Regions from separate parts of the Mus musculus genome. Here region 2 is linked to region 1. Evidence: chromatin loops called from intact Hi-C (ENCODE). Cell type or tissue: left cerebral cortex. All regions are shown on one strand. Each heading gives the region's core, and the rest is flanking DNA. Links, peaks and the distances in the headings are about the cores only. Region 1 overlaps Susd1 (sushi domain containing 1). Region 2 holds the start of Gm12596 (predicted gene 12596).

Region 1 (15,404 bases), core at 3,743-8,742:
GAGTCACACAATTTCCAACTAAGCCAGATAAACAACTGCCAGCGACCTTTGTGAGACCTGGAAGAGAAGGCTAGGGCTGAGCAGTAAACAAGGACTTTGTACAAAGAGGGCGCCACCATTCTGAAGGTAGCTTGAAGTCAGGGCCAGCCCAAGTGATGGCTTGGCTCTCATGCATAGCAACAGTGACAGCATCTCTAATGAGTCAGTGTGGAGCATGAGGGGCCCCGGGTGTCTCCCCTTTTCTCCTCTCACAGACTCACTCATTGGCCAAGGAAGTAGGACAGAAAGCAGTGTATTTTGACTTCTGCTAACAGTTAACAGTACCGCTGTGGACAGAGTGTGCGATATGAGGGCGGTAGATAGGCCTAGGAATGGGCTGGAGAACAATGCAAAACCGACATCAGCTAGCTAAGGAGTAACTCCTGATGAGCAAATCCACAGCTCACACAGCATGGACTCCAGTCCACGGTCCTTCAGTTCAGCATTTTCATTCATCAAAGACTAAAGTGTGGAGGAAATAGGTGAGGAAAATACTGATAACCAAAACTGGAGAAGTGTTCAGAGCATAAAAGTACCAGAATCTCTTTAACCCCTTTATCTCCAACGCTATATTCCCTCCTTGTCTCTGTCTCTGTTCCTCGGTGTTTCTCTCTCTCTCTCTCTCTCTCTCTCTCTCTCTCTCTCTCTCTCTCTCTCTCTGCTTTTGTTTGTTTGTTTTGTTTTGAGACAAGGTTTCTCTGTGTAACCATAGTTGTCCTGGACTTGCTCTGTAGAGCAGACTGACCTTGAACTCAGGAATCTTTCTGTCTCTGCCTCCTGAGTGCTGGGGTCATTTTCTCTTAAAAACCAAAGCCTCGCTGATTGTGCAAATGATGCTTTTTAGCTATTGTAGTAGTTTTGTGTATATAAAATACACACTTTCAAGTGTGGTTGCCTATAAGGCTCCCACTTTAATCAATATAACCAGAAAATTCTCACCCACTTTAAGATTATATAAATATATTCAACAACATTTTCCAGTTCTTTCATATTTCAGCATATCTCTTTAATCTACCTGAATTTGATTTTGATGAGTGGAATCAGCTGTAGTGATTAAAATCACTTTATTCTAATCAGCCATTTTTCCTCCTTTCCAGATATAGGTCATTTATCAGCTCATTCAGTTATTTGAAAGTTACAAAACGATAGTAACAAAAGGTGACAGTAGCTGACATTTGCCATGCTGACTTGGTACTATGTGGCAAGTCGTTATTTCTCACAGTAACCCTGGAAGGCGGGTGCTGTTGTTAGGATTTTCAAGTGCTTAGAGCATCCCTCAGTGTGGGAACTGAAACAGACAATGGCCAATGCACTGGTTGAAGTCCCACTGCTAGAGAGGGACGATGTGGAGATAGGACGTGAACACCCTCATTCCAGTTTTCAACTTTTGAGATGGCTTCATGGGGCTGGGTTTGTTCCTGTGCACTGTATTTTGTTCTACCATATTCTTTCCTATGCTAATAGACCATCTCCTTGATGTCTGATAGTCAAGTCTTTTCACATAAAATATACAAGTAAATTCCAATTTTTTCACTAGCCTCTTTCCATTTGATAATTTCACATCCTAAAATGCCAAGGCCCTCTTCTTCTGAATATGAAAAGTATAATTTTTTTCTTTTATCATAATTTTGAGATAGGGTCTTACTGTGCAACCCAGGTTGACATCATGATCCTCCTTCCTCGACTTCTTAAGTGCTGGGATTATAGGTGTATCTATCCATAGCTGGTCAATCCATGTTTTTCTAGAAAGTCTTGGGGTAACACTTTTTGAGACAGTGGATTTTCCTTGACTATTAAAAGTGGTGTGTTCCATGTCTGTGCTTGCAGGTGCCCTGGACCCCACAGGGTTTCCACTGGAACAAAATTGCTCTTAAACTGGTTATTGATATCTGAGCTGGGCTTAATTACTCTGTGCCTCTGACTCTCCCCTGTGAAGAAGGGAATATAAACACTTCTTAGCAGATGCACGAGTTAATTTTTCATTATGACAACACAGCTTAGGCGAGTAAGAGATGTGACTGGGCTCACAGTTTCAGGGGAGTCTGTGTAGAGTCAACCAGCTCCATTGCTCTGGCTTGAATGAGGTGGCTCACCATTGCTGGGGCAGGCTCATCTCACAGTGGCCAGGAAGTGAAGAGAGGGAAGCAAGCCCAAGCCAGCCAGCTTCTTCTGCTGCTGTTCACCCAAACCTTTGGCTTATTGAATAATGATGACCATATACAGGGTGGGTCTTCCCTCTCTCACAGACACACCCTGGAGTATACTTTCCAAACCTCCCAGGTACCCCTTAACCCAACCGAATTGGCATTCCAAGTTAACTGCCACAGGAGCCTGAGTTAGCTTGTGTGAGATGCTTACAACAGTGTGTGCCACTCAGACTGGTAAATGCGTGTTTTCTAATAAAAATCACAGCTTTTTTGGAGACGTGAAACTCCAAATAAAGTCTCTTGAACCAAATGTGCACCACAAATGTGAGTGGTTTTCCATTTGTAATCAGGGATGGCCCTGAAATTGTCATGTGACGTTTCCTACATAGAACACATGTTCTGAGGACTTTCACATGGCCTTTGAGAGTCCGTGGGACAGAGCAGAGTGCTACTATCCTGCTGATAATGTAGTGAAAACAGAGGTTTTATAATTTATAAAATTTATATGTGACCACTGGAACTGACTAACATTTTTGAAGCCTGCAGTCCAATGATAGCAGGATGACTTCTTCCATCAGCAAGGAAGTGACCCATAAAAATCTATCAAAGTGACCGGAGTGAGGATCTATCTGCACACAGCGCGCCTCACGTAGCTTTGGTGTGTCCACAAGTTTAGGTTCTTTTTTTTCTCCCCTGTATGATTTGGTTTTATGCTTCCTTGATAGAAATACTTTGAAACTGTGGTTTCCTGAGGCCTGAGATCCACAGGAGCTGTTGGGGACGCAGGGGCTCTGTGGAGGCATTCTTGGGATTCTTTGTTAAGTGAAGCCCAGCTTCAGATTAAAACAGAATGTGCGCAGTTGGATATGGCTCTCCCAGGAGGGTCGTGACTGGACGTGGTGATGGGATGTGGTGATGGGACGTGCTGTGGGCTCATCATGTGGTCTCTTCCCACAGACTCATCGCTCACAGCGCAGCAGATGGTGGGTGTTGGACTGGGCTCCGTGGCTTTTGTGACCATCCTTGCATTCTTCTCCTTCTCAGCAGTGTGGTATGTGAGACTGTCACTTTTGAAGAATGAGTGGAATTGGGGGGAGGCTGGGGTAGGAGTCATGCAGAACAGCTGGGCATGAGGGAGGGTCGGGGCTCAGGCAGCCAGGAGACAGTGTGGCTGACCCTGCAGCTGAGAGTAGGAAAAGCTGGAATAGTGATGACCACCCCATCAGTCCAGCAGGAAGGCTGGTCTCCTGTGCAGCCTCCCTGCCTGGGCTCTGTGGACCTGGGCATGAGCCACACATGGGGAAACAGCAGGGTGTGCAGTGTTTGTGCCCTCTCTCCCCCGTCTCTGTCTAGATGGCTCAGCCTGGGAAGACTGACTTGATGATGCACAGATGTTCTGACAGCTTCTCAGGCCCGTCTGTGGTGTGGCTCCCATCCTAAGCCCTGGTGTGGGGCTGAAACTTTCTCCAACCCAGCATGACCTCATTCCTGAATTTGAGATGATAGCCATCTCTGTGGAATCTTAAAACTTGGGAGCAGTTTATGTGTGCTTCGTGCTTTCTGGATCAGTTGTATATCTGTGACCTCAAGACTCATGTCCAATGTAACACCACAGGCCACAGACCCTGTGAGTCAGCCCCTGTTTACACTGGATGTGGACAGGCCACAGACCCTGTGACTCAGGTCCCATAGACATTGGATGTTGAACCTCTGCCTCTTCCTTTAATTAGTTCATCTACTAACTAGTTCAGGATCTGTTCTCCTCAACAGGTAATGAGATGGGCTTAAGTCTGGGCTGGAATTGATGAAGGAGCTCACCAGATAGAGAACAAATATGAATAGATATGAATAAATGTTTCAAGCATTTTAGGATTCGCCCCTGGCCTATACCAGAAAGTACAATAGCCTGGCTACTCTCTCAGGTTCCCTTCGTGGCTTTGATATAATTCCTGTCGTTTGTGTGAGACCAAAAGTGATGTCTGCTTTCCAGAAAAACCCATTCTGTAATTTCTTCCCCATTCCTCTTTTTTGTCCCCCTTTTCTTACTCATTTTCTATAAAATTGTTCTGTGCCTCCCTTGAGCTATTTGGGTTTTGTGGTAATGTAGGAACAGTGGACTGAAGCAGCATCCAGCGCACGGTCAGCATCTACACGAGTTTTAGGAATTAGGAAGAACAGTGATTAACATACCCTACGTACATCCCAGTAACCATGACTGAAACTGTGTTCATATAGCCCATGAAACATCAGCTATAGGCCAGGCTGGCTTACTGTCCATGTGGATATACAGGTAGAGTGTATTAAGTTTGACTTTTAAAACCCTTGGGTATTCTTTAACTTTTTCTCTTAAGACAGCTCAACTCCGATGGCTTAGTCGGCCATCACTGGAAAGAGAGTCCCATTGGACTTGCAAACTTTATATGCCCCAGTACAGGGGAACGCCAGGGCCAAAAAGTGGGAATGGGTGGGTAGGGGAGTAGGAGGAGGGTATGGGGGACTTTTGGGATAGCATTGGAAATGTAATTGAGGAAAATACATAATAAAAAAATATTTTAAAAAAACAGACAGCTCAACTCCAAGGTTGTGAGTTTTCTCTTCTACCCCCTCCCTTGCTAGACATACACAAGAGCATGGGAAATAAAGGGGTGTGGTTATAACCTCAGGGTGGAACACAGAAGAGTGTGGATCTAGAACTGTGCACCAGCAGGGTCATGGCTGGGGTGTTTTCTGCTTGCTTGTGGGGTGTTTGTTGGGAACCTGGTGCTATAATATAAATGTGATTTGTCTCCACAAAACTCTTGGTGAAATTTGATTGGACTGAGACTTTTACAAGCTGAATTGAGTGTCAGGAGGCACTGGTTCCTTCCTGATGGGACTGGCTTAGTTACCACAAGAGCATGTGGTACTCCTGAGTCCAGCCCTCCTTCTGGGTTTACTAAGCTTTGAAGCATCAAGAGACCCTCATCAGAAGTCAAGAAGATGCCTGTGTCATGCTTCCCAGACTCCTGAATCATGAGCCCAAGCTATCAGCTTCTTTGTTCTTTCGAAATCATTGATGCTTACCTACTCAAATACCATCACACTGTCCATAAAGCCCACACATGTTCCAACATGGTGGGTTTTTTTTTACTCAACTGGGAAAAAAAGTGTTCTATTCAACTGCAGAGGGAGGCAGTGTTCTCGATGGCAGCTGCTGGTCCTTGCTAGTAAGAGAGTGCTCTGTCCTTTGAGTAGCTAACCATAGATAGCAATTTAGGACCACTATTTCTACAGCTCTCTAATTTTGCATTCTAGAATAACTGTCCAAGATGCCCACATGGGGACTTAACATAATTACCACTGAAAGGAAGAAATCTCACTTGTTTAATATATATATATATATATATATATATATATATATATATATATATATCAACTTGGATTCAATAACTGGTGAACCAGTAAGTAGACTATTAGCCTGTACAGTGTAGAAATAAATGTAAAAGGAGTTCATCCACAGCTGCAAAAATAGTGACCACACAAACGTTATTTCCTCTGATTGTTCCAAATTGCGATGCGGAGCTGCTCTGGGCACACACCCAACAGGAGCAGGTGGTATTTGCAAGAACCTCGATTCATTTTCCTGCTGTTCTTCTTAAATGGTTTTCCCACAGTGTGAAGAACGCGTTTTTTACATGATAATACCTTCCCCACTCCTTACCTTGACTCCCAATCAACGTGTAGAATGACTCTTAGGAAACTTACTAGTGTCCTGGGAAAAATGCAGTCAAAAACCTGAGACAAAGGACCCTCCATAGACCACAGTGCTGATCTGGATTGTGAGGCCCAGTCACTAAAGCTAGATCTGGAGCCATAGAGATGGAGCAGTCTGAAGACTGAGATGGAGTCCTGGGACCCATGCACTGGAAGGAGAGAGCTGATTCCTGTGAGTTGTCCTCAGAATGTCGCTTGTGTTCTGTGGTGTGAACGTGTCCACACATTTTCCTCTCTCTCTCTCTCTCTCTCTCTCTCTCTCTCTCTCTCTCTCTCTCACACACACACACACACACACACACACTAAGATAAATGTAATTTTAAAAATATAGCTCAATCCTACTGTGGGGGTGGTGAGAGGTTCTTCCCAACCTTGGGGACCATTTTGATCCAGCTTTGAATTATCTTCCAGATTGGAAATTGGAATTGAAGTGTTGCTCAGTCATGGAACACACTTGCTTGTGCAACAGGCATGTCTTTCATTCTGTCTTTGCAAGGTTCTGTGTGGTAGGAATGTCAAGGGGTTTTGGTCCCAATTTTAAAGGGAGAAATTGGTGGTGGTGGCACATGCCTTTAGTCTCAGCACTTGGGAGGCAGAGGCCAGTTCCAGGCCAGGGCTACAAAGAAACCCTGTCTCAAAATAATAAAAAGAGAGGGGGGGTGGAGGAGGAGGAGGAGGAGGAAGAGGAGGAGGAAGAGGAGGAGGAGGAGGAGGAGGAAGAAGAAGAAGAAGAAGAAGAAGAAGAAGAAGAAGAAGAAGAAGAAGAAGAAGAAGAAGAAGAAGAAGAAGAAGAGGGGAGGGGAGGGGAGAAGGGAGGGGAGGAGAGGGGAGGGGAGGGGGGGAGGGGGGAGGGGAGGGAGGAGAGGAGAGGAGAGGAGAGGAGAGGAGAGGAGAGGAGAGGAGAGGAGAGGAGAGGAGAGGAGAGGAGAGGAGAGAAAAGGTGGGCACTTAGAGAGGGAGACAGGGACGGAGAAACTGGTGCCGGCAGATTTGTGACTTGAGTCTTGCCAGCCTTTGCATTAACCACTGAGACTATCTGTAGAATGTATCTTTGGTTTTGGAAAAGCCATGTTTTTATATTTCCAAATAACATCATGTCATCTTTAAACTATGTCACTATAAGTCTCTGTATTACCTAGAGGATTCTCAATGCCTCTCCTTTGACTGCTCAGTACCATCCATCACTTCTAGAAGGAGCCACAAACAACCAAGTAAAGGAATAGAGACCGATTAGGGAAAATGGAATAGTGTTTCCTAAGACCTGGAATTGCTGCATTTGGGGTAAACCTAGAGCAATGTGTTTATCTTGAAAATCGTGGCAGCTTAGAATAAAGTTAATGGTTAAATTGATTTAAATTGATCAGTGAACCCTTTTGATTGCTAAACTCTCAATCTGATTTTCAAAATCTTTTACTTTTGTATTTTCTTCTCAGGAGAAAAAAACAAAAACAAAAAAAAAAACAAACAAACAAAAAAAACAACCAATCCACTGGCATAGCAGTCTAAGGACCTTTTGTCTATGACAGTCATTGCCTAAGGCCAGGCATTTGTTTCTAAAGGGAGGGAGGGTGTGGTTTTTGTGTTCAAGTTTATACAGTGATACGATAAAGTAAATAATTTAAAAAGATTTGTTTTATGTGTATGATTGTTTTTTTTAAAGATTTACTTATTTATTTTATGTATATGAGTACAGTGTCACTGTCTTCAGACACACCAGAAGGCATCAAATCCCATTACAGATGGTTGGGAGCCACTATGTGGTTGCTGGGAATTGAACTCAGGATCTCTGGAAGAGCAGTCGGTGCTCTTAACTGCCTAGCCATCTCTCCAGCCTGTGTATAAGTATTTTACACACATGTAGAAAACAGCATTACATCCCCCGAAACTGGAGCTATGGATGGTTGTGAGCCGTCTTGTGGGCTCTGGGAACCATTTGGGTCCTCTGCAATAGCAATAAGTGCTCCAGCCCTCACCAACTTTACAGCCACAGCAAATCCACTTTTGAAAGCATTGCATGCAGCTATTACTTAGACTAAATTCACAGGCATAGGTTGTTGGAATGAAAACTGTATTTTACCTTGAACTATATACCTCGCTGGTGACGTTCCGTGAAGAAGTCGGGTCATGCTTTCACCGGTAGAAAGCCTCAGCTCCAGCAGCTGGCACTGACACTGTTCACTGCCGTGCCTCTGGTAGGTGGAAAGTGAGCTTTAATGTTTTGCATGCATGTCTCGACGGTTTCCCATGTTGGCTGGCCTTTTGTAGTTTGGTGTCTGAGAACTATTGCCCTTTTTCTCTGTAAGATACATTCCTTTTATTGATCAAATAAGCTCTTTACAGAGCTGCAGAGTGGCCCAGCACACACGGCTCCTGCAAAGGCCCAGCACTCACATCTTGTGGTTCACAATAGCCTGTAACTCCAAATCCAGGGGAACCCAGTGCCTCTGGTCTCCATGAAAACCTGCTCTCATGTGGACTGCCCTCTCCCCACAAACATTTTTCCCCAAAAGAGCTCTTTATATCATTGTGATTTTAATGCTTACCTGCCATATATTTTATTTGTATTTTTCTATTGTATCATTATTTATTTGTTTATTTATTACTATTATTTAAAAAAAATTTTTTTTCGAGACAGGGTTTCTCTGTGTAGCCCTGGCTGTCCTAGAACTCACTCTGTAGACCAGGCTGGCCTCGAACTCAGAAATCCGCCTGCCTCTGCCTCCTTAGTGCTGGGATTAAAGGCCACCACTGCCCGGCTAGTGTATCATTTTTAGAAAGGACAGTTGTGATGGTTTGAATATGCTTGGCCCTAGTAGGAGGTGTGGCCTTGTTGGAATAGGTGTGACCTTGTTGAAGGAAGTGTGTCACTGTGGGAGACCCTCCTCCTAGTTGCCTGGAAGCCAGTATTCTGCTAGCAGCCTTCAGATGAAGATGTAGAACTCTCAGCTCCTCCTGCACCAGGCCTGCCTGGGTGCTGCCATGCTCCCACCTTGATGGTAATGGACTGAACCTCTGAACCTGTAAGCCAGCCCCAATTAAATGTGGTCATTATAAGAGTTGCCTTGATCATGGTGTCTGTTCACAGCAGTAAAACCTAAGAGAACAATATTGTCTTAAAACTATTTGTGTTATTTGTCACACAAAACCTTCATATTTGCCAGGCGTGGTGGCGCATGCCTTTAATCCCAGCACTTGGGAGGCAGAGGCAGGCGGATTTCTGAGTTCGAGGCCAGCCTGGTCTACAGCGTGAGTTCCAGGACAGCCAGGGCTATACAGAAAAACCCTGTCTCGGAACCTCCCCCCCTCAAATACTAAGTGCCAGCCTTTTTCTGATACTCTCCAGAATGTTCTCAGGGTTTTTAAGAAACAGATGTATTCATTGTACATAAGCTGAAAATTTGCTCAAGTTCTCCTTTTTTTAACTGTCTATACATGAAAGCAAACATGCAACACTTTTTTTTCTGATTCTGGTTTGATTTGCTTAGCATGATAACCTTCATTTCCATTCATTTTCTTACAAAGGACACTGTAGTCTTCTTAATTTCACGACAACACTTTATTATGTGCCTCCACCTCAGACTTCTTTTCCATTCACCCAGCCCTCACATGGTCCTTTGACTTGTAAGCATCACTTTCAAAAATTAATAATAAGATGTCTTCTCTCCCTTTTCAAGCCAGGAAATATTGCTTATTTACTGATGATACTGCTCTTTAGAGGCTATGGAGAAAACAGGAACTCATTGTTAGTGGGAGTAAAAGATACAACTTTCAGGAAAGGTAATTTAGCAATATTTATATAATTCCACATGCCTTTGGCCATCTAACCAGAAGTTTCGATGTGGGGCCTGCTCTGTGGACTGATCTTCACAGGTTCAAAATAAGCATTTTCTCACTCCTTCAAGCTTTTAATAGACAAGCTTACCCACCATTCCAATGTCTCTGGGGGAGAAACTGGTGGAATCAGTTGTGGTGCTTCTGCATATGCAATGGCATATTATGCTGCAGTTAAAAAAGACACACAAAAAAGTCTAAGCACTCATACAGAGATCGCCAAGATGTATCGTTTTAATGAGAAAAACAAAGACACAATTGTATGTATGATATTCTACCTTTTGAATAAAAAAGAGACTGAATAAAATATTAAGTTCTATAGTTATGTCTTAGTTTTTGCTAGTGTATGCCATAAGCAATGTTTGCATAAGTAATCTGTCAAAGTATTTTTCCAAACAAACAAAACCAAGCTTTTCTAAGAAAGCGTCTATTTTCATATGTTAATTTAAACTAAACACACACACACACACACACACACACACACACACACCATATACTTTTTTTTCTTTTTACACGGTGAGTCAAGGGTCTTACCATGTAACCTTACTTGGCTTGGAATTTTTGTTCTAACCAAGCTGACCACAGACTTACAGAGATCTCCTTGCCTCTGCCCCCCATGTGCTGGGATTAAAGGCATACGCCACCATTGCCTGGTGACTCTTAATGGCTTTCTGCATCTTTGGGAAGGAGATTTGGGGGTGTGCTGAGAACAAAGAGTCTACCACGCTATTCACCTCTCATTTCCTGTTAATCCAAGAATGTCCCTCTGCTCCGGATGTCACAGATGACATGGAGACACAGGCTGGGCGGTGCTGTCTTCTGGGGGTCGGGAACTGACTTGGAAAGACCTCTGTGCTTGTTGAGTTTGCTGGCAGACTTCATTTCCCTGTGCCTGCATAGATGGAGCCTCCAACATTCTGCTGGCTGTCACCTGGAGGCTGACCTCATGACCTACACACCTCTCCAGATTCTGGAAGCCACCTACTGGTGGCCGTGTAGACTTCGGTAACCTGACTGATTATGTCATCAAGTCAGAAAGGAGACCCTCTGATGGGAGGGAGGCCGTCATGCCTCTTTAAAAGGGCTTTCATTGGAATCAGACAAAGTCAGGTCCCCTGAGACCCTGGCAAGCCTCTTCTTCAACTAACTGAATATGAGCTAATTTGGAACCTCAATTACATCTGGAAAAAAAAAATCCCTTCGTTTGCCAAATTCTGTGAGTTAGAGGCAAGTCACACTCAAGGGAGATTTTATGTAAAAGCTGTGCACTCCAGGGGACAGGGTTTGTGACGGTCATCTTCCAACTCTGCCTATAAACTGCATGAGAATCAATTAGTTTTAAACTTCCCATTTTACTGTACAATTTTTCTGAGTCCTTTTGGCAGAGTGGCTTGATTTTGCAGTGCAAGCCTGGGGCTTAATTCTACTTTAGCAGGGGGGCAGTTGCCAAAGCTGTTGGTTGTAGAGATGGCCAATGTACTGGCTAGTTTTGTGTCAACTTGACACAGCTGGAGTTACCACCGAGAAAGGAGCTTCAGTTGAGGAAATGCCTCCATGAGATCCAGCTGTAAGGCATTTTCTCAATTAGTGATCAAGGGGATAAGATGGTGGGTGGGACCATCTCTGGGCTGGTAGTCTTGGTTCGATAAGAGAGCAGGCTGAGCAAGCCAGGAGAGGCAAGCCAGAAAGGAACATCCCTCCATGGCCTCTGCATCAGCTCCTGCTCCCTGACCTGTTTGAGTTCCAGTCCTGACTTCCTTTGGTGATGAACAGCAGCATGGAAATGTAAGCCGAATAAACCCTTTCCTCCCCAACTTGCTTCTTGATCATGATGTTTGTGCAGGAATAGAAACCCTGACTAAAATTTCTCTTATGAATATCGATGCAAAAATCCTCAATAAAATTCTCGCCAACCGAATCCAAGAACACATTAAAGCAATCATCCATCCTGACCAAGTAGGTTTTATTCCAGGGATGCAGGGATGGTTTAATATACGAAAATCCATCAATGTAATCCATTATATAAACAAACTCAAAGACAAAAACCACATGATCATCTCCTTAGATGCAGAAAAAGCATTTGACAAGATCCAACACCCATTCATGATAAAAGTTTTGGAAAGATCAGGAATTCAAGGCCCATACCTAAACATGATAAAAGCAATATACAGCAAACCAGTAGCCAACATCAAAGTAAATGGAGAGAAGCTGGAAGCAATCCCACTAAAATCAGGGACTAGACAAGGCTGCCCACTTTCTCCCTACCTTTTCAACATAGTACTTGAAGTATTAGCCAGAGCAATTCGACAACAAAAGGAGATCAAGGGGATACAAATTGGAAAAGAGGAAGTCAAAATATCACTTTTTGCAGATGATATGATAGTATATATAAGTGACCCTAAAAATTCCACCAGAGAACTCCTAAACCTGATAAACAGCTTCGGTGAAGTAGCTGGATATAAAATAAACTCAAACAAGTCAATGGCCTTTCTCTATACAAAGAATAAACAGGCTGAGAAAGAAATTAGGGAAACAACACCCTTCTCAATAGTCACAAATAATATAAAATATCTCGGCGTGACTCTAACTAAGGAAGTGAAAGATCTGTATGATAAAAACTTCAAGTCTCTGAAGAAAGAAATTAAAGAAGATCTCAGAAGATGGAAAGATCTCCCATGCTCATGGATTGGCAGGATCAACATTGTAAAAATGGCTATCTTGCCAAAAGCAATCTACAGATTCAATGCAATCCCCATCAAAATTCCAACTCAATTCTTCAACGAATTGGAAGGAGCAATTTGCAAATTCGTCTGGAATAACAAAAAACCTAGGATAGCAAAAAGTCTTCTCAAGGATAAAAGAACTTCTGGTGGAATCACCATGCCAGACCTAAAGCTTTACTACAGAGCAATTGTGATAAAAACTGCATGGTACTGGTATAGAGACAGACAAGTAGACCAATGTAATAGAATTGAAGACCCAGAAATGAACCCACACACCTATGGTCACTTGATCTTCGACAAGGGAGCCAAAACCATCCAGTGGAAGAAAGACAGCATTTTCAACAAATGGTGCTGGCACAACTGGTTGTTATCGTGTAGAAGAATGTGAATTGATCCATACTTATCTCCTTGTACTAAAGTCAAATCTAAGTGGATCAAGGAACTTCACATAAAACCAGAGACACTGAAACTTATAGAGGAGAAAGTGGGGAAAAGCCTTGAAGATATGGGCACAGGGGAAAAATTCCTGAACAGAACAGCAATGGCTTGTGCTGTAAGATCGAGAATTGACAAATGGGACCTAATGAAACTCCAAAGTTTCTGCAAGGCAAAAGACACCCTCAATAAGACAAAAAGACCACCAACAGATTGGGAAAGGATCTTTACCTATCCTAAATCAGATAGGGGACTAATATCCAACATATATAAAGAACTCAAGAAGGTGGACTTCAGAAAATCAAATAACCCCATTAAAAAATGGGGCTCAGAACTGAACAAAGAATTCTCACCTAAGGAATACCGAATGGCAGAGAAGCACCTGAAAAAATGTTCAACATCCTTAATCATCAGGGAAATGCAAATCAAAATAACCCTGAGATTCCACCTCACACCAGTCAGAATGGCTAAGATCAAAAATTCAGGTGACAGCAGATGCTGGCGTGGATGTGGAGAAAGAGGAACACTCCTCAATTGTTGGTGGGATTGCAGGCTTGTACAACCACTCTGGAAATCAGTCTGGCGGTTCCTCATAAAATTGGACATAGTACTACCGGAAGATCCAGCAATACCTCTCCTGGGCATATATCCAGAAGATGCCCCAACCGGTAAGAAGGACACATGCTCCACTATGTTCATAGCAGCCTTATTTATAATAGCCAGAAGCTGGAAAGAACCCAGATGCCCCTCAACAGAGGAATGGATACAGAAAATGTGGTACATCTACACATTGGAGTACTACTCAGCTATTAAAAAGAATGTATTTATGAAATTCCTAGCCAAATGGATGGACCTGGAGGGCATCATCCTGAGTGAGGTAACACATTCACAAAGGAACTCACACAATATGTACTCACTGATAAGTGGATATTAGCCCAAAACCTAGGATACCCAAGATATAAGATACAATTTGCTAAACACATGAAACTCAAGAAGAATGAAGACTGAAGTGTGGACACTATGCCCCTCCTTAGAATTGGGAACAAAACACCCATGGAAGGAGTTACAAAGACAAAGTTTGGAGCTGAGATGAAAGGATGGACCATGTAGAGACTGCCATATCCAGGGATCCACCCCATAATCAGCATCCAAACGCTGACACCATTGCATATACTAGCAAGATTTTATCGAAAAGACCCAGATGTAGCTGTCTCTTGTGAGACTATGCCGGGGCCTAGCAAACACAGAAGTGGATGCTCACAGTCAGCTAATGGATGGATCACAGGGCTCCCAATGGAGGAGCTAGAGAAAGTACCCAAGGAGCTAAAGGGATCTGTAACCCTATAGGTGGAACAACATTATGAACTAACCAGTACCCCGGAGCTCTTGACTCTAGCTGCATGTGTGTCAGAAGATGGCCTGGTCGGCCATCACTGGAAAGAGAGGCCCATTGGACTTGCAAACTTTGTATGCCCCAGTACAGGGGAGTGCCAGGGCCAAAAAGGGGGAGTGGGTGGGTAGGGGAGTCGGGGTGGGTGGGTAGGGGGTACTTTTGGTATAGCATTGGAAATGTAAATGAGCTAAATACCTAATAAAAAATGGAAAAAAAAATAAAAATATGAAAAAAAAAAAAAAGAAACCCTGACTACGACAAATTGGTACCAGGAGTGGGGTATTCCTGTGACAAACTGACCGTGTTTTGGGGAGGACTGTGGAAGGACTTTGGAACTTAGGGCTTGAAGATCCATTTGTTGTTAAGAGTTCTGTCAGATGTTGTGTAGGCGCTTGGAAGATAATGTTGAGAACAGTGCAGAAGATGGAGGTCTGGTTTGTGAAATTTCAGAGGGAAAACTAAAGACTCTCTTCAGGGCCATTGTTGTTTTGATTGTGAAGATTCTGTGGTTCTGGTTAGCTGGAGCTGAAGAATCAGCTGTGATTAACAAGATACCAGAACTACTAAAGCAAAAACTTGGCATTACTGGGACTATTGATGCTGGTTAGCTGGAGCTAAGAAATTAGTGGTGATTAAGAAGAGACCAGCATCATTGAGGTGACATCTTCTGGGAAGTGTTTTCTGAAAGCACAAAGAGGCTGTGTTCCAGAGATAGCCAAGGTTGTACTCCTGCTGCAGCGGGACTTGGTAATATGTAAGGGTCACCCAGGTGGTACTGGTTTTGAAGACATGAAGGGGTCACGAAGAGCAGCTGAGGCTCGACACTATGAGAGGCCATGGAAGGCCATTGGTGAAGGTGCAGCCGCAGTTGCAATTGAAGGCCCAGGACTGAAGGGGTCATGCAGTGTTTTGGAGATGCTAGTACCATGAGATGACCACCAAGAGCAGCAGCAGCAGTGGAGTACAGGCATCTGGAGTCTAGAGGATGAAGCATGTGCTACAAAGGGCATGGCTGGAGAAGTGACCCAAGCCCTTGGAGGAGCCCAGAAGATTGTGAGTTGGATCCCAGACATTGGAAGGTT
Region 2 (15,404 bases), core at 5,593-10,592, 49 kb after region 1:
TTAATTTTATATCCAGCTACTTCACTGAAGCTGTTTATCAGGTTTAGGAGTTCTCTGGTTGAATTTTTCAGGTCACTTATATATACTATCATATCATCTGCAAATAGTGATATTTTGACTTCTTTCTTTCCAATTTGTATCCCCTTGACTTCCTTTTGTTGTCAAACTGCTCTGGCTAGGACTTCAAGTACTATATTGAATAGGTAGGGAGAAAGTGGTCAGCCTTGTCTAGTCTCTGATTTTAGTGGGATTGCTTCCAGCTTCTTACCATTTACTTTGATGTTGGCTACTGGTTTGCTGTAGATTGCTTTTATTATGTTTAGGTATGCTGGTGAGGATGTGGAGAAAGAGGAACACTCCACCATTGTTGGTGGGATTGCAAGCTTGTACAACCACTCTGGAAATCAGTCTGGCGGTTCCTCAGAAAATTGGATATAATACTACCAGAGGATCCCACAATACCTCTCCTGGGCATATATCCAAAAGATGTTCCAACTGGTAATAAGGACACATGCTCCACTATGTTCATAGCAGCCTTATTTATAATAGCCAGAAGCTGGAAAGAACCCAGATGTCCCTCAACAGAGGAATGGATACAGAAAATGTGGTACATTTACACAATGGAGTACTACTCAGCTATTTAAAAACAATGAATTTATGAAATTCCTAGGCAAATGGATGGATCTGGAGGGTATCATCCTGAGTGAGGTAACCCAATCACAAAAGAACTCACGTGATATGTACTCACTGATAAGTGGATATTAGCCCAGAAACCTAGAATACCCAAGATACAATCTCCAAAACACATGAAACTCAAGAAAAATGAAGACCAAAGTGTGGACACTTTGCCCCTTCTTAGAATTGGGAACAAAACTCCCATGGAAGGAGTTACAAAGTTTGGAGCGGAGACGAAAGGATGGACCATCTAGAGACTGCCGCACCTGGGAATCCATCCCATAATCAGCCTCCAAACGCAGACACCATTGCATATGCCAGCAAGATTTTGCTGAAAGCACCCTGATATAGCTGTCTCTTGTGAGGCTATGCCAGTGCCTGGCAAATACAGAAGTGGATAAGGCTGCTATGAACATAGTGGAGCATGTGTCCTTATTACAATAGCTCACAGTTAGCTATTGGATGGAACACAGGGCCCCCAATGGAGGAGCTAGATAGAGAAAGAACCCAAGGAGCTAAAGGGGTCTGCAACCCTATAGGTGGAACAACAATATGAACTAACCAGTACCCCGGAGCTCGTGTCTCTAGCTGCATATGTAGCAGAAGATGGCCTAGTCGAGCCACACCTTTAATCCCAGCACTCGGGAGGCAGAGGCAGGCGGATTTCTGAGTTCGAGGCCAGCCTGGTCTACAAAGTGAGCTCCAGGACAGCCAGGGCTATACAGAGGAAAAAACCCTGTCTCGAAAAAAAAAAAAAAAAAGATAACCTAGTCGGCCATCATTGGGAAGAGAGGCCCCTTGGTCTTGCAAACTTTATATGCCCCAATACAGGAGAACGCCAGGGCCAAGAAGTGGGAGTGGGTGGGTAGGGGAGCGGGGTGCGGGAGGGTATGGGAAACTTTCGGGATAGCATTTGAAATGTAAACGAAGAAAAATACCTAATAAAAAATTGGCAGCTGGGCGTGGTGGCGCACACCTTTAATCCCAGCACTTGGGAGGCAGAGGCAGGCGGATTTCTGAGTTCGAGGCCAGCCTGGCCACAGAGTGAGTTCCAGGATAGCCAGGGCTACACAGAAACCCTGTGAAGATGGATGGAAGAGGGAAGACTATGTGGAATTGCCTGGAGGTAAAAGGCCATGAGTTCACAGTCTGATTTCAAAACACAGAACTTTTGGCTGGAGGCGGGGTCAGCAGACCCTCCCCACTTAATGCTGGAATTTGAGACTGGGTTGATCTTGTACAGATCTTGTGCTGGCAACCACAGCTGCTGTGAGCTCGTGTGTGCAACAACCACATCATATCCAGAGAGTGGCACATCATAGCTCTCCTCAGCTCTGACGTTCCTCCCTTCTCCCTCCTTTGTGACATTCGCTGAGGCTTGGATGGAGTGGGGTTGTGTTGGTGGTGTCCTGCTGATGAACACTTGCAGCCATTTATTCTCAGTACTCTGAACAGCTATGTCAACTGTTTTTGGAGGTAGCCATTGGTAAGTTGCCAATGCCCCAGTGAGGGGCCACACACATGTGCATATGGGCAATGCTCACTGAACCCAGTGTGTTTAGAAATAAAAAAGGACACGAAGTTAGGAAAGAGATGGGCTGTGGGGGGTGGTTGTTGGAAGGAATGGAATAGGAGTGGATATAATAAAAATACTCTCTATACATTCTAAAATTTCAAAGAATAACAAAATGAAACTTTCTATCTGCTTTAAGTACAGAGTGAAGAGCAGGAGAAGAATTGGGTATAGACACTTAAGTAAGAGGACTGGGATTTCCCTGAGAATATCTCGAAACTGTGATGGTTTGAAGATCCAGCTTGAGAAAGATCGAAAATTACACTCGAAGCCGGTCTTTGGGATGTCTGTGAAGAATTACCTCATGAAGCTAACTGAAGTGAGGAGTCACACCTTAAACTCGGGAAACACCATCCCATGAGCTTGGTCCTGAAGTACGTAAAAAGAAGCAAGCAAGCCAAGCATGGCTGGTCATCTCTCTATGCATGTGACCAGCTGGCCTCCTGTTCCCACCACCGTGCGTGCCGTCCCTGCTAAGATAGAATATAGTCCCTCAAACTGTAAGCCAGAATAAACCCTTCCTTCCTGAAAATGCTTCGAGTCAGTTATTTTGTCACAGCAACACAGAAAACTCACCAACACAGGAACCAAAATAAAAGGTCAGTCAACATAAACTTAGTTTGTCTTTGTAAAGGATATCTCTATCAGCCCCAGGGAGAGCCATGAAAGCCAGCCAGAAGGTGAAGACAGAAATCCTGGAGTGGCCTTCAGTCATCAACAGAAGAGTAGGAGAGGGACCAAGGCACTTGAAAGTTATTTCTGGGGCTGGAGAGATGGCTCAGTGGTTAAGTGCATACGCTGTTCTTCCAGAGGACCAGAGTTCAGTTCCCAGCTCCACATCAGATGGTTCACAACTATCTGTAACTCCAGCCCCAGAGGATCCAGCAGTCTTGGCTCCATTTGTATCTGCACTCATGCACAGACCCACACAGATGCATACTGTGGTGGTTTGTATATGTTTGGCCCAGGGAGGGGCACTATTAGGAGGTGTGGCCTTGCTGGAGTACACGTGTTACTGTGGATGTGGGCTTTAAGACCCTAGTTGCCTGGAAGCCAGTCTTCTTTCAACCTTCAGATGTACCATGCTTCTCCTGTTCCATGCCTGCCTGGATGCTGCTGTGCTTCCACCTTGATGATAATAGACTGAACCTCTGATCCTGCAAGCCAGCCCCAGTTAAATGTTGTCCTTATAAGAGTTGCCTTGGTCATGGTGTCTGTTCACAGAAGTAAAACCCTAATGAAGACACATACATATAATGCATTTAAAGTCATAAAATTAAAATTAAATTAAATTAATAAATAATTTTAAAAACATTACTTCTAAGGTCATATGGATGTGGTGACGGGTTGTGTGGTCCAGCATGTCAGATGTGTTTGCATCCTGGCTCTGTTCTCATCCATCTCCTTACCTGGGTGGGCCCTAACTGACTCTGGACACTAGAATATGGAAGTTACATGGTGCCAGTGTCAATTACAGTATACCAGTTGCCTTACCTCATATACCCTGACCCTTAGAACCCTGCTTCCATGTAAGAAATGTGACTAAGCCTAAAACAATAAGCTGTGAAGAGCCCAGACCACCAGGAGAGACCCTGGGGAATAAGATGCCACATAAAGTACAGAGGTGGAGTCTTGGGTCCAGACAATATAAGCAAAAATGACCTCCACCCCCACATATCCAGCTGGTGACACGCAGATCAGAGGTGAGCTGCTTAGCCAAATCCTTCAGTCCTTCTGGCCCATAAAACCATCCATAAAATAAATATTTGCTTTCAGTGACTATATTTTGGGGTAGTTGGAGACTTGGTGAGAGAGCACCCAGACAAGCGAGGGGGCAGAAGATGTGTAAGAGTGCTCACCTGTCAGCTAGCCTTCTGTCACGGTAGCAAACGTCTGAGGTGATCAACTTACAAAGCAAAAATGTTTGTTCTGGAGCCGGGCGTGGTGGCACACGCCTTTAATCCCAGCACTTGTGAGGCAGAGGCACGTGGATTTCTGAGTTCGAGGCCAGCCTGGTCTATAAAGTGAGTTCCAGGACAGCCAGGGCTATAAAGAGAAACCCTGTCTCGAAAAACAAAACAAAAAACAAACAAACAAACAAAAATGTTTGTTCTGGCTCACAGTTTTGGTGGTTCCAGTCTGTGATCAATCGGCCTTGCTATAATGAGAGCATATGTCATGGTGAGAGCACGTGGAACAGCGCTCATGGTCCAGAAAATGGGAAGAGAAGAGGAGCCAGGGCTCTACTCTTGCCTTCGAGGACATGTCCCAGACGACCTAAATACTTCCCATTTTCTCCCATTCTTACACAACACCATGTTGGTGTCACGTAATATACGGGCCTTTGGAAAACATTTAAAGCCCAAACTCTAACAGCCATGCTTTCTCTGAGACCGGTTTGTTGGGAAGGTGGTAAATTCACCTGCATTTTAAGATTTATTTATTGGTATCTTATATGTATGGGTATTTTGTCTGCATGTATGTAAGTATATCATATGCATGGAGGTGTCCATTGAGGTCAAAAGAGAGCATCAGATCCCCTGAAGCTAGAGTTGGGGAGGGTCTTCAGGTACCATGTGGATGCTAGGAACTGAACCCCTGGTCCTCTGCAAAAGCAGTAAGTACTCTTAACCCCTGAGCTATCATTCCAGCCCTTCACCTGATTTTTTAGCTCATCTCCCACCCCCACAGAAAAAATCCAGTAAATACATCCATCATGGGGATGGTGGGCAGAGAGACAAAAACAAGATATAATCCTAGAAAGTCCAATGTTTTGTTTAGTATAGTGACTCACACTTAAAATCCCAGTACTTGGGAGGCTGAGGCAGAAGGACTGCTGTAAGCCCGAGGTGAAACTAAGCTACATAGTACATTGTAGGCCAGAATACTTGTGTTTAAGGTAAAGGAAAATCTTGCAAAGGGAAGCCCATGAAGTAGAAGACTGTCCCCAGCACTAAAGGAGGGCAGGCATGCTCAGTGCATGGTGAGTGCCTTTGGTTAAAGCTCAAAGAAACCAACCAAATCAGGGTGATGGGTAGGCATATATTTTTCTCAACCTACTTTAATAAGGGTTCGACCTTCCCTCTAGCACACCATCCACCAGAGGTAGTGGAAAAGAAAGGCTATTAGGATAAGGGGGAAGCAGTCCTGCTTAGAAATAGTTCTTTGGAGCAATTCCAATCTTCATTGTTCTCAGTCCAGTCCCCTAGCAAACACCAAACACGAATCAGCAGCTGCAGTCTGGTCCACTCAGCAGACACCTCACAATTCAGCAAGGGCGGTTCAATCCAGAAGCAACCCCAAGGTCTGCCAATCAGCCCGAGTCCTCTGAAGCAGCAAGAAGCTGGTGAATTTCTCTCTATGAAGTCACCACAAGTGAAGCTAAGCAACGCAGTGTAAGGTGAACCAATATATGCGTGTCATCTGTAAAGCGAACCAATGCTCAAGCTCCCACTGTCTGTGGGGTCATATTTATATTTCTTCTAAACATCACTCATCCTTTCCTGTGTCTGCTTCAGCAAAACATCCTTTCACCTGTGTCTGCTTCAGCAAAACATCCTTTCACCTGTGTCTGCTTCAGCAAAACATCCTTTCACCTGTGTCTGCTTCAGCAAAACATTCTTTCATGTGTCTGCTTCAGCAGGACATCCTTTCACCTGTGTCTGTTTCAGCAAAACATCATTTGATGTAACTGACTTTCCAAAAAACCCAGAAATTTCCACTTCAGTGAGGTTTTTGTATATTTGCATGCACAATAATGCCAACTAGTCAAAAAGCAAAGGAATGGTGCTTAGCCTCGGCCGAAGCAAGGGGCTGCCTTTGACATTCATGGAGTATCTTGCAAAGAGGATCTAAAAATCGCATGGTTAGTCAGAAGCCTCAAGAGATAGGAAGTTGTCATTTTCCGGCCTTCACATGGCAGAAGTGACCTGCGGCTTGAGAGTCTTGACTTCTACAGACAAAATGTGATGTCAGCTACTGTTAGAGAAAGCAAGCATTCTGACATTTCCTGAGACTGGGTTTGAATCCAGCAGTTCTGTTTTGAAATGGTTTGCTTGCTATTGTGAGTTATGTCTTTGCTCTCATTTTTAAAAAGATTCAACTACTATAGACACTAAAGGCGCAGTATGAAACTCTTGATTTCTCCCAAACCAGCCTTTTTTTAAATGGCTTTATTGTACCTTTCTGTTACAAGAGAGAGGGGGAAGGAGGTGGGGGGTGGGGAGAGAGAGAGAGAGTGTGTGTGTCAGTGTTGAGCATGCTTCACACATGATGTATCCAGGCAAACCACAGTGACCAGCCAACAGGAAACTAACAAATACGTGGTCTCCTCCCTGAGCCTTCCGAACCGTGAAACCCCCTAGTCAGATACTGAAAAGACGCAGAAGCCACAGCCTTTGAGACCACCCTTATCACCGTGACTGCCCTCTTCAACACAGCTTGTGTAGAGTCAAGCCACATCCTCTTTTCCCTCTATGCCTATCTAAAACAGGTTCTGCCATCATGGAGAGGTCAGGGGTGGGTGGGTCCTACTTTCTGAGGTAGGTGAATGCCTTCTGCATCATGTAACCCCAACCCACCAAGGAATGCTTCTGCCATCTTCTTCATTTAGGAGAGTTGCCTACCTTACTGTCTCCTGCTGTGTCCTTTCTCTGGCTTCCACTCCTTGTGAAAGACTAGGAGTCCTAGCCACTCATTCCGGATCAGGTCCTAACTATAATATTGGAAAGTGTAGCATCAAGAGCAATGAGAAAGGAGAGTAGAGAAGAATAGCTTTGAGAAAGGAACAAGGGCATGTCACTCTTCAAAAAACTTCACAGGGAAGGAGTTGCCATGGCAACCTTTTTTTCTCCCTTTTCTGGTGGGTGGAGCAACCTCTCCATCATGCCAACACCTTTAAGGACACAAACACTCTGTCTTAGACAGTGAGTACCGCGTCCCCACTGGTCACTCTGCCCGTTCACACCTTCGTTGTTAAAGTATCAGTGAGTTTCTCACCCAGACTTTACCTACTAGGCTTTGTTTGCAGAATTCAGGGGCTCCAGATCTCTTGTCCTGCCCTAACAGACCTGTAGGGCTTCCCTCGGACGCAAGTGGAGCACTCACATCTCACTCTATTCTGACCTACTCAGCTCCTCGAAACCAGATCATTGAGTTGATCTAGACGTCACTCTGCCATGAGTCAGTGAAACCCTGGGATATAGCCTTCTGCTAAGATGAAACACAAGATCACTGAATAACTCACCTTCCTATCTAACACTGATTGAGAGAGATATCACTGTGTATAGATTCTTGACTTAAGCTCTTTATAAAGATAGTTATTTTGCCCTAACAACATGGATGCAACTGTTTTTCATGATCCTCATTTTAACCTCTCTAAACTTGACGCATCTTACTATAAAAATAAGGCTTAGTGGTCAGCACGCTTTCCTGTCTCCGTGGTACATAAAGCAGTGCAGCAGTTCCCACTGATGTCACCTTAGATTAGGAGAGAGCTTGACTCAGAAACAGTCCACGTAGCACAGTGCGTTACACCTGTGAATCCCAATTTGGGAGCCAGTAACTCTGAGAGTTTCAAAAGTCTCCGTCTAAGAGTAAGCATTACTTCAGGTCTCTGCTGTCCTTTACATAAAGATTATTAATCACAGCATTGGATACACAGCTTTGAGAGGACAAATATGGATCCTTGGAGCAGTGGTGCCTTGTTCAGAAGTCCTAGTCCTCTCATCTTACCTGCTCAGTATGGGATGAAGGACTCTTCCCCTCGGCAGGCCTGTAGGACATCTGGCCTAGGAAGAAGTTCTTTGGGGATAAATGGAGGATGTTAGCAGTGGGTGGGACCTGCCTTTTGTCCCTGAAATATGACTGTGCTCCTGGCTAGCTCTCTGACCTTGGACAAGTGGTTTTATCTCTCTGTATCTCTATCCTTATCTGTAAACTGGTAAATGCTGTTGATAATCATGCTTCCTTCGATGGATTTATGCAAGGTTAAGTTATTAATATAAATAGGACATATAAAGCTAAATAGAAAAATAAGCACCAGAAATATTAGTAATTTACAGCTGCTATCAGTGCTCTTAGCAACAGTTAGTCTGTCACTAGAGGGTGCTATTAGCCTTAGGGGCAACTGGTACCATTAGTGGTTGGCGTTCCATACTAGGACTGAGATCAGCAGTTAAATGGATTCTGCTCTCTCCCTCATTTAAACAAGGAGGGGTTTAAATTGCTGGAGAGTCAGTTGCTCAGGTTCCAGGAAAGGGGAAAGATGAAGTCAAGCCACAGAAAGTTCCAGCAAACCAGAGTTGTCATGTCAGATCTAGATGGTCTGGAGCTGGCCCCAGGTGGTTTGACCTTAGCTTCTGAGACAGTACAAACACTAACTACTGAGTGCAATTTGGTGCCATCAAGTTAGCAAGAAGGACCCTGGGTTCAATACAGTGTAAGAGAGCATTTGAATTTTGGGGAAGAGTGAGGGGAGCTGGGAAAGACAAGATGAACTCACGGATCAAGGCCAGGGTTAGATGTGAAGCCGAGTCTGAACACGACGGCAGAGGTGAGACAGAGGTGAGCGGGTGCAGGTGGAACATTTGGAAGAATGTTTGGAAGAAGAACAGCCAAGGCTCCGATCAGGAAGAGAGCTGCCGAGGCCACTAGCTCTTCTCTCCATGTGTGAATTCACGGTGAATGGCTGACCTCTGGCCCATATCCATCGTCTCTCTGGGGAAGCTATCCTGTAGCCTGAGAGAGTCTGAAGCAAGCTGCTTCTTCTGCTATGGTGTTGCTCCATTCCATTTCCTTTCTGCAAGCTGCCACCTTCAAAGACACGGGGAGAGCACTTTTTCCTACAAGAAAAAGAGTTTCCAAACTCCAAACACTGACTGCTTCCAGGTCAGAATGGCAAGGTGAAGGGGTTGGGAGTGTAGCTCAGTGGTAGAGCGCTTGCCTAGCCTGGGTTTGGTCCTCAGCTCTGAAACAAAACAAAACAAAACAGAATGGCAAGGTGATTTGTGGAGAAAGCAGTAGGGATTTGGTTCTCCTTCTGTGGTTGCTCACTTTCCTCTCCTAGGCTGAGCATCAGGGGCAGTCAGAAGAACCTCAGGCTTCCTGGCCCTAAGCTTTCCGTTTCTTTCTTTTTCTTTTTCTTTCTTTCCTTCTTTTTTTTTTTTTTTTTTTTTTTTTTTTTTTTTTTTGCTGTTGTTGTTGTCGTTACGGGAGCAAAGGTGAAAGATGAATCAGAAAAGTTTCCCCAGGACTTTGAAACTTAAATGCATAATAAGGAAGCTGACTTCCTCGGGATAGAGGTCTGAACAGGCTTGGGGATTGGACCCAGCCCTCTCAGAGGGGAAACTGCTTCAGGGAGTACAGCTCTTTCTCCGTCCTTAGCTGACCCACTCCCTTCTCCCTTCCTCACTCCACCCCTGGCTTTCTATTGTAGTGGTGAGGACTGAACACACGGCCTCCTACATGCTATGCAGATGTGCTATCCCTCAACTACACCCTCCATATAATGAGCGACCTGTATTTTCATGTTTGGCATCCCTGGACCTCTGGGGGAACTCCCAGGAAACAAATATCTAGGCAGCAGTATTTGCCATCCTGAATTCAAGACTCAAACCCTGCACTGAGTTGCCTCTTGGATGGCGCGCAAGGGAGTGCACAACAGGAGCCTGTCAAAATGACAAAGACATCAGAATCATCACTAATGCAGCATGCGCCCCTCATCGGTGGCCAAGGGCCCTCCGGTGCACGCTGATCTTGTAGCCAAAGAGTTGAGCCATTTCTTCCATCTGAGTGCACCGCAAGAAAATTCACATCAATTATTATGGTGGTCTCAAAAAACTTCTGTGTTCAGGAGTAGGCTCTTTGAGGTCTAACCTGAAAGATTCTAGAAGGTTCCCACGGTCACTATTGTCTCCCTTATCTGTGCCTGGCATTAAAAAAAAAAAAAAAAAAAAAAAAAAAAAAAAAAAAAAACGCTGGGCGTGGTGGCGCACGCCTTTAATCCCAGCACTCGGGAGGCAGAGGCAGGCGGATTTCTGAGTTCGAGGCCAGCCTGGTCTACAAAGTGAGCTCCAGGACAGCCAGGGCTATACAGAGAAACCCTGTCTCGCAAAAACCAAAAAAAAAAAAAAACCCAACAAACAAACAAACAAAAAACCATTATTCTTATATCTAAAGTAGATGCTTACTAAAAGCAGGAGGAAACCTTTAAGATCTGCTAGGTACTGTGGTGTGTGAGCCCACAGGGAACTGGGCAGGAGCAGCCTCAACACAGGTGCCTTGCTCTCAGGCTTCTTCCTGTGTGATAATTTGTTACTGCGGTTTCGCGTGTGTCATCATCTCTTTGGCACCATTGCTGATCAAGCATTGCACACATAATTTTCTGTGGTTCTCGTTGGAAGCTTCTGGTCATTGTTGATTCACAGTGGCCAACGATGCTGTACACACAGGAAGTCCCAAGTGGTCCTCAGCCTCTCACCTCCATTGGGGTGAGGAGCTCTGTTTCCTCTTTGTGTTAACCTGGGGAGGGAGCCCCCTTTATGAGGAACTAGAATTGTGAGTTAGCCTGCTGGAAAGTTCCTTCCACTCCCCCTTCCTGCACTCAGATGGACTCAAACCCTATGTGTAAGCGTTTGGCAGGGGAAATATCCTCCGTAGGCCCAGGTGTTCCGGAACCTTTAAGAAGTGGGACCTTGCTAGAGGAAGTGAGTCGCTGGGGTGGGCTTTGAGGGTTTTGCTCGATTTGCTTTTTGTTTGTTTGTTTGTTTGCAGTTGAGGATGTGCGCCCTCCCGCCTCCCCAGCTTCCTGCCCCAGCTGCCTGCTGCCACACCTCTCCGTAGTATGGAACTATCCTCCCAGAACTGGAACACCAAACAAGCTCATCTTTCTTAGGTTGCTGAGTTTTACCACAGCATCAAAAGGAAACTGATGTGGACAGTGGCTTTCCTGGCACCCCCCCCCCCCCATTTCTCTCCCTCCCTCCATGTTCAGTCCATTAGCAAGGCTTGCCTGGTCCATCTTCGTGGTGCACACGTCGGGCTTTTATCAACCCAAGTGTACGTGAGGACATCTGGAGGCAGTCTCACCGAGAGCTTTCTCTTTGGAAGGCTGAAGAACAAATGGACAAAAAAACAAAGTCTTCGGTTCGACTAAGAAGAAAAAGAATTTAAGCCTCAGGGTTTGAAAAGATAAACAAACAAACAAACAAAAAACCTACTACAACAACCCAAAACACCTAAGTTTAAATTTTCATCGTGTTAAACAAACAAACAAACAAACCAACAACAGACAGCCACATTAGCTCTACCCAGAAATCAGTTTCCCTTCCCTAGAGAGGCTTTGCTCAAAAGTTCCAAAAGAAACTCGTGCAGAAGCCGGGCAGTGGAGGCACACGCCTTTAATCCCAGCATTTGGGAGGCAGAGGCAGGTGGATTTCTGAGTTTGAGGCCAGCCTGGTCTACAGATTAAATTCCAGGACAGCCAGGGCTATACAGAGAAACCCTGTCTCAACCCCCCTGCCTCCCCCAGAAAGAAAGAAAGAAAGAAAGAAAGAAAGAAAGAAAGAAAGAAAGAAAGAAAGAAAGGAAGGAAGGAAGGAAGGAAGGAAGGAAGGAAGGAAGAAAAGAAAAAAAGAGGAAACATATGCAGGTACCTTCTCCCTCCCTGTGTCTTTATCAGAATCTAGGGAAATGGGGTTTCACTTCCTGGCTTCTAACTACAGCTCTGCCACCTATTGGCTGGGGACTTGGGCAGATCGCCTGATCATTTCACATCTGACTAGAATTGAGTTTTGTTGGAAGACAGTCACATGGACAGAAGAGAAGTAGCCATTCACTTTGCAGCACTTGGAACCTGAGACCCACAGCCCCCAGTGGGGCTTGTAACTCATCTTCATGGGACAAATAGGCTGGGTGCTGGCAGAGTTGTGGCTGCCCCCGAGGGAAGGACAGCTACTTTGTCTCTTTGGAGATCTGAGGCCTGGCATGCCACGTCTTGCAGAGAAAAGAGACAGGAGAAACTCAATGGGGAGATAGTGGAGGAAGATCCCTCAATGAGGTTGGTATCTGTCGGTTTTATACTACCCCTAGTCTGCAGCCTTTGTGGCTGCATTTTGAAAGTCTCAGATGAGGACACAGCTCCTGGCTTGCTCTAGAGTCAGTTCCCAGTCAGAGGCAGGCCTGTCACCTGGGGAGCTAGCAGGCCTTGCACTGACAATGCTGCTGTCACCTTTGTCTTCCCCTACCCTTCAGCAACCCATGACAAGCAACACTGTGTCCTGGGAAACCTTCCTATACAGAGGCTGACTGAAGGAAGTCTTCCCGACGTCCTCTCCCAAAAGGCCAGCACATGGCCTCTCTTCCATTTCATAGCTACTCACTAAAGAGTGAAACCAACACACTTAGCACTAGAGTGGACTTTAGGGTCAAAGCCCAGATTCCAGAAGCCCCTCCAAGCTGGACTCAGTCACCTGTTCCCAAGATGCCAACTAAAGACTCCCGTGACAGTGAAAAGCAGAGAGGCTTTGTTCAATGTGGCCCAATCAGGAAGTGGACCAAAGTGGTCCAGCGACCCCAAGACTCAGGGTACTGTCAGATTTCAAGTTTAAATAGGAGACAAGTGGCCTGCATAAGGAAGTGGCCCTAGTCAAAGTGTGGCCCTACCCACTGTTGAACCATATTATCTCAGCTTCTGTCTTGCCAAGTGCTCTGCTAAGTTGCCAAAACTGAAAGCTCTTCTCCTGGGAAGCAGCTTTTCTCTCCCTCCAGCATGAGATTCCTGGGACATTTTAATGTTTTGCAATCCATTGTTTCAATGGTCAGAGAACAGAAGGGAGCAGCTTGTGTCACTTTGCAGGCCATATTTCTACCAGGAAGGTTACACTAGGAGGTTATAAACTTAAACAGCTTTTACCACTCGGGTCCTCATCCATCATTTCTTTCCTCACCTGTTTGTCCATGCATCCATTTATCTATGTGATGAATATTATAGAGCACCTACTGTGTGCCAGAGAGGACCAAGCACTAGGGAGAGGAGGGAACAATAGCTGTAGCATGGCTCCTGCCCCCCCAATGCAGTCCTTCCCTCACCTGAGACAGTCCTGAGAGCCAGATGACTTGTGTTCTCCGGTGAGTGGCAATCCATCATGAGAGCCCTGCCCCACAAGAGCTTGGGGCAGAACTCCACAGCCTAAGGTGGCCTGGAGCAGCAAGAATCAGCGTACCAGAGACGGAAACCAGAGTCGGGACCAGGCACAGTGGGCTTTTTGTCTTTTGTTTGTTTGTTTGTTTTCAAGACAGGGTTTCTCTGTGCAGCCCTGGCTGCCTTGGAACTCACTCCATAGACCAGGCTGACCTTGAACTCACAGAGATCTGCCTGCCTCTTCTTCCCAAGTGCTGGAATTAAAGATGTGTGCCACTAGACCTGGCTTACAGTATTATTTATTAAGCTCAGTATCAGAAACAGCTGAAGCCAGGCATTAGAAAGAGATTAGGATGCAGAGCACAGGGAGGTGGCCATTGATGTGGAAGGGTTAAAGGAAGGCCAGCACATAGGGTACTGATGTTGCTAGAAGCTGACCAGAGGGCCAGAAGTCAGGGTTACTGACATCATGGAAATAATAGTATTTGCTAGCTACGTCTTTGTCAGCCACCAAACTGAGCAGTTCCCACCCACAGCTTTGAACTAAGCACCATAAAGCTGTTCTTAAGTATACAAAGCAATCCACTAAACCTCTCTATTCTAGGCCCCATTCAAAAGACCAGGCCAAACCATTGCTGCCTCCAGATCTTCTTAGCAACTGCACTCTACAACGGATAGAAAGAGACATTGAAGGCAGATTAAAGGCAGATCAGCTGTCCTCACATTCCGGGCAGACAGTTTGAAGTCTCTGATCAACTCATCAGCTGTCAAGCCTTCCCAGGTTCCAGGAACAAACCTTTCTGAACAGCACCTTTCAAAAGGACAGGAGTTGAGTGCCTCAGGGGTAGGCGGGTAGTATGTGTGAGTGTAGAAGAAAAATCGAATAAGAGAAAAAAAAAATCTATGGCAAACATGGCCATCAGGGGTGGGGGTAGGGAGGATGCTTGCTTGGCCACACCTAGTGCTTCATCTTCAAACCTGATCCCCACCCCACCCCCCAATAAACCAGGACAAGTGTCAGGTGTGGTGGCACAATCCTTTAATCCCAGGAGACAGAGGCAGGCAGATCTCTGAGATCAAGGCCAGCTTGGTCTACAGAGTGAGTTCCAGGACAGCCAGAGCTATACAGAGAAACCCTGTCTTGGGAAGAAAAGATCAGGACTATGTGAACTCTATAAATGTTTTAATGTAGACACTATAAAAATAAAAACAAAGAAGCAATTCCTCGCTGGGACTTGAGCGGCACAAATCAGTGAAACACACTGGGCTGCTGATTTGCTCCCAGCAACATCCGCATTAAATTCAGGGGCCTCAGCACCTTTGTGAAATCTGCTCAGCGAGCCCTTTGTGCTAACACCAGAGCACCTCTCACTCTCACCAAAACTCTTCTGAACTGGCATGGTTCCCATCATCTATGACCGAGTCGCAGAAGTGGGAAGAGAAGGCGAAGAAGAAGATATGTGGAGAGAAAGAAAGATGACAGAGTGGGGAGTCGGGAGCTAGGCCTCCCTAACAACCCAAGCATGCTTGCTGTTCCCTAAGGTCACTGGTAGCCAGCTCATTGGAACAAGGCTGTGCTGTCTCTAGTATATCTCAGGAAGTGACAGAAGGGACACATGAGAGTGAGACCTTAGGGCTGTTGGCTTGCTACCAGTGTTGTCTAGTGTCCTTGCTCACTGTCAGCACAGTAAAATGAACAGTTAGCACGAAACAACTGGACTGAAAACTGGGCAATAAGCATGGAGCTGCCCTGGCAGGAAGGAAGATGCTCAAAGGCGTTTCTTAGATTCTTCCCGGTGGCTCTCAGACCACTGAAACAAAGAGTCTCAAGGAACTGGAACTTCCCTAGATGTCCACTGCCAGGGAAAGACAAGGATGAAGGCTGGTGCCAGGCAAGGAGATGCTCACCTGATGCCAGCAGAAGAGAAGCTCACCTCCTAGAAAGAGGTTGCATCCAGTTCTATTCTGCAATTTGTCAGACCACCTCACAAGACAATTTTATGCTAAGACAATAAT

The links. Peaks named below come from ENCODE experiments on the same cell type or tissue, not always from the same donor. Only the 100,000 strongest peaks of a DNase experiment are listed, where the experiment ranks them.
Region 2: a loop joins it to region 1, with 6 times the contacts of the local background. A loop is called at or near these places in 1 of 42 quality-filtered maps.

What each region holds. Positions count from the first base shown.
Region 1 is chr4:59,303,545-59,318,948 of GRCm38, reverse strand. It overlaps Susd1 (sushi domain containing 1), which reads left to right. Exons shown (of 17, transcript NM_001163288.2): 16 at 3,144-3,237; 17 at 3,540-4,266. The coding sequence ends at 3,540. Among named protein-coding and RNA genes, the nearest start is that of Gm35578, 30 kb to the right of the region's middle. In left cerebral cortex, for the core only: no CTCF peak of the experiment used is centred there; a DNase peak (open chromatin) is centred at 5,818.
Region 2 is chr4:59,256,579-59,271,982 of GRCm38, reverse strand. It overlaps Gm12596 (predicted gene 12596), which reads right to left and starts at 11,932. Exons shown (of 4, transcript NR_105031.1): 1 at 11,902-11,932; 2 at 11,259-11,398; 3 at 8,751-9,215; 4 at 2,839-3,482. It overlaps Gm35578 (a long non-coding RNA gene), which reads left to right. Exons shown (of 3, transcript XR_003955215.1): 3 at 2,388-2,780. In left cerebral cortex, for the core only: a CTCF peak has its summit at 8,332 (motif pointing right); no DNase peak of the experiment used is centred there.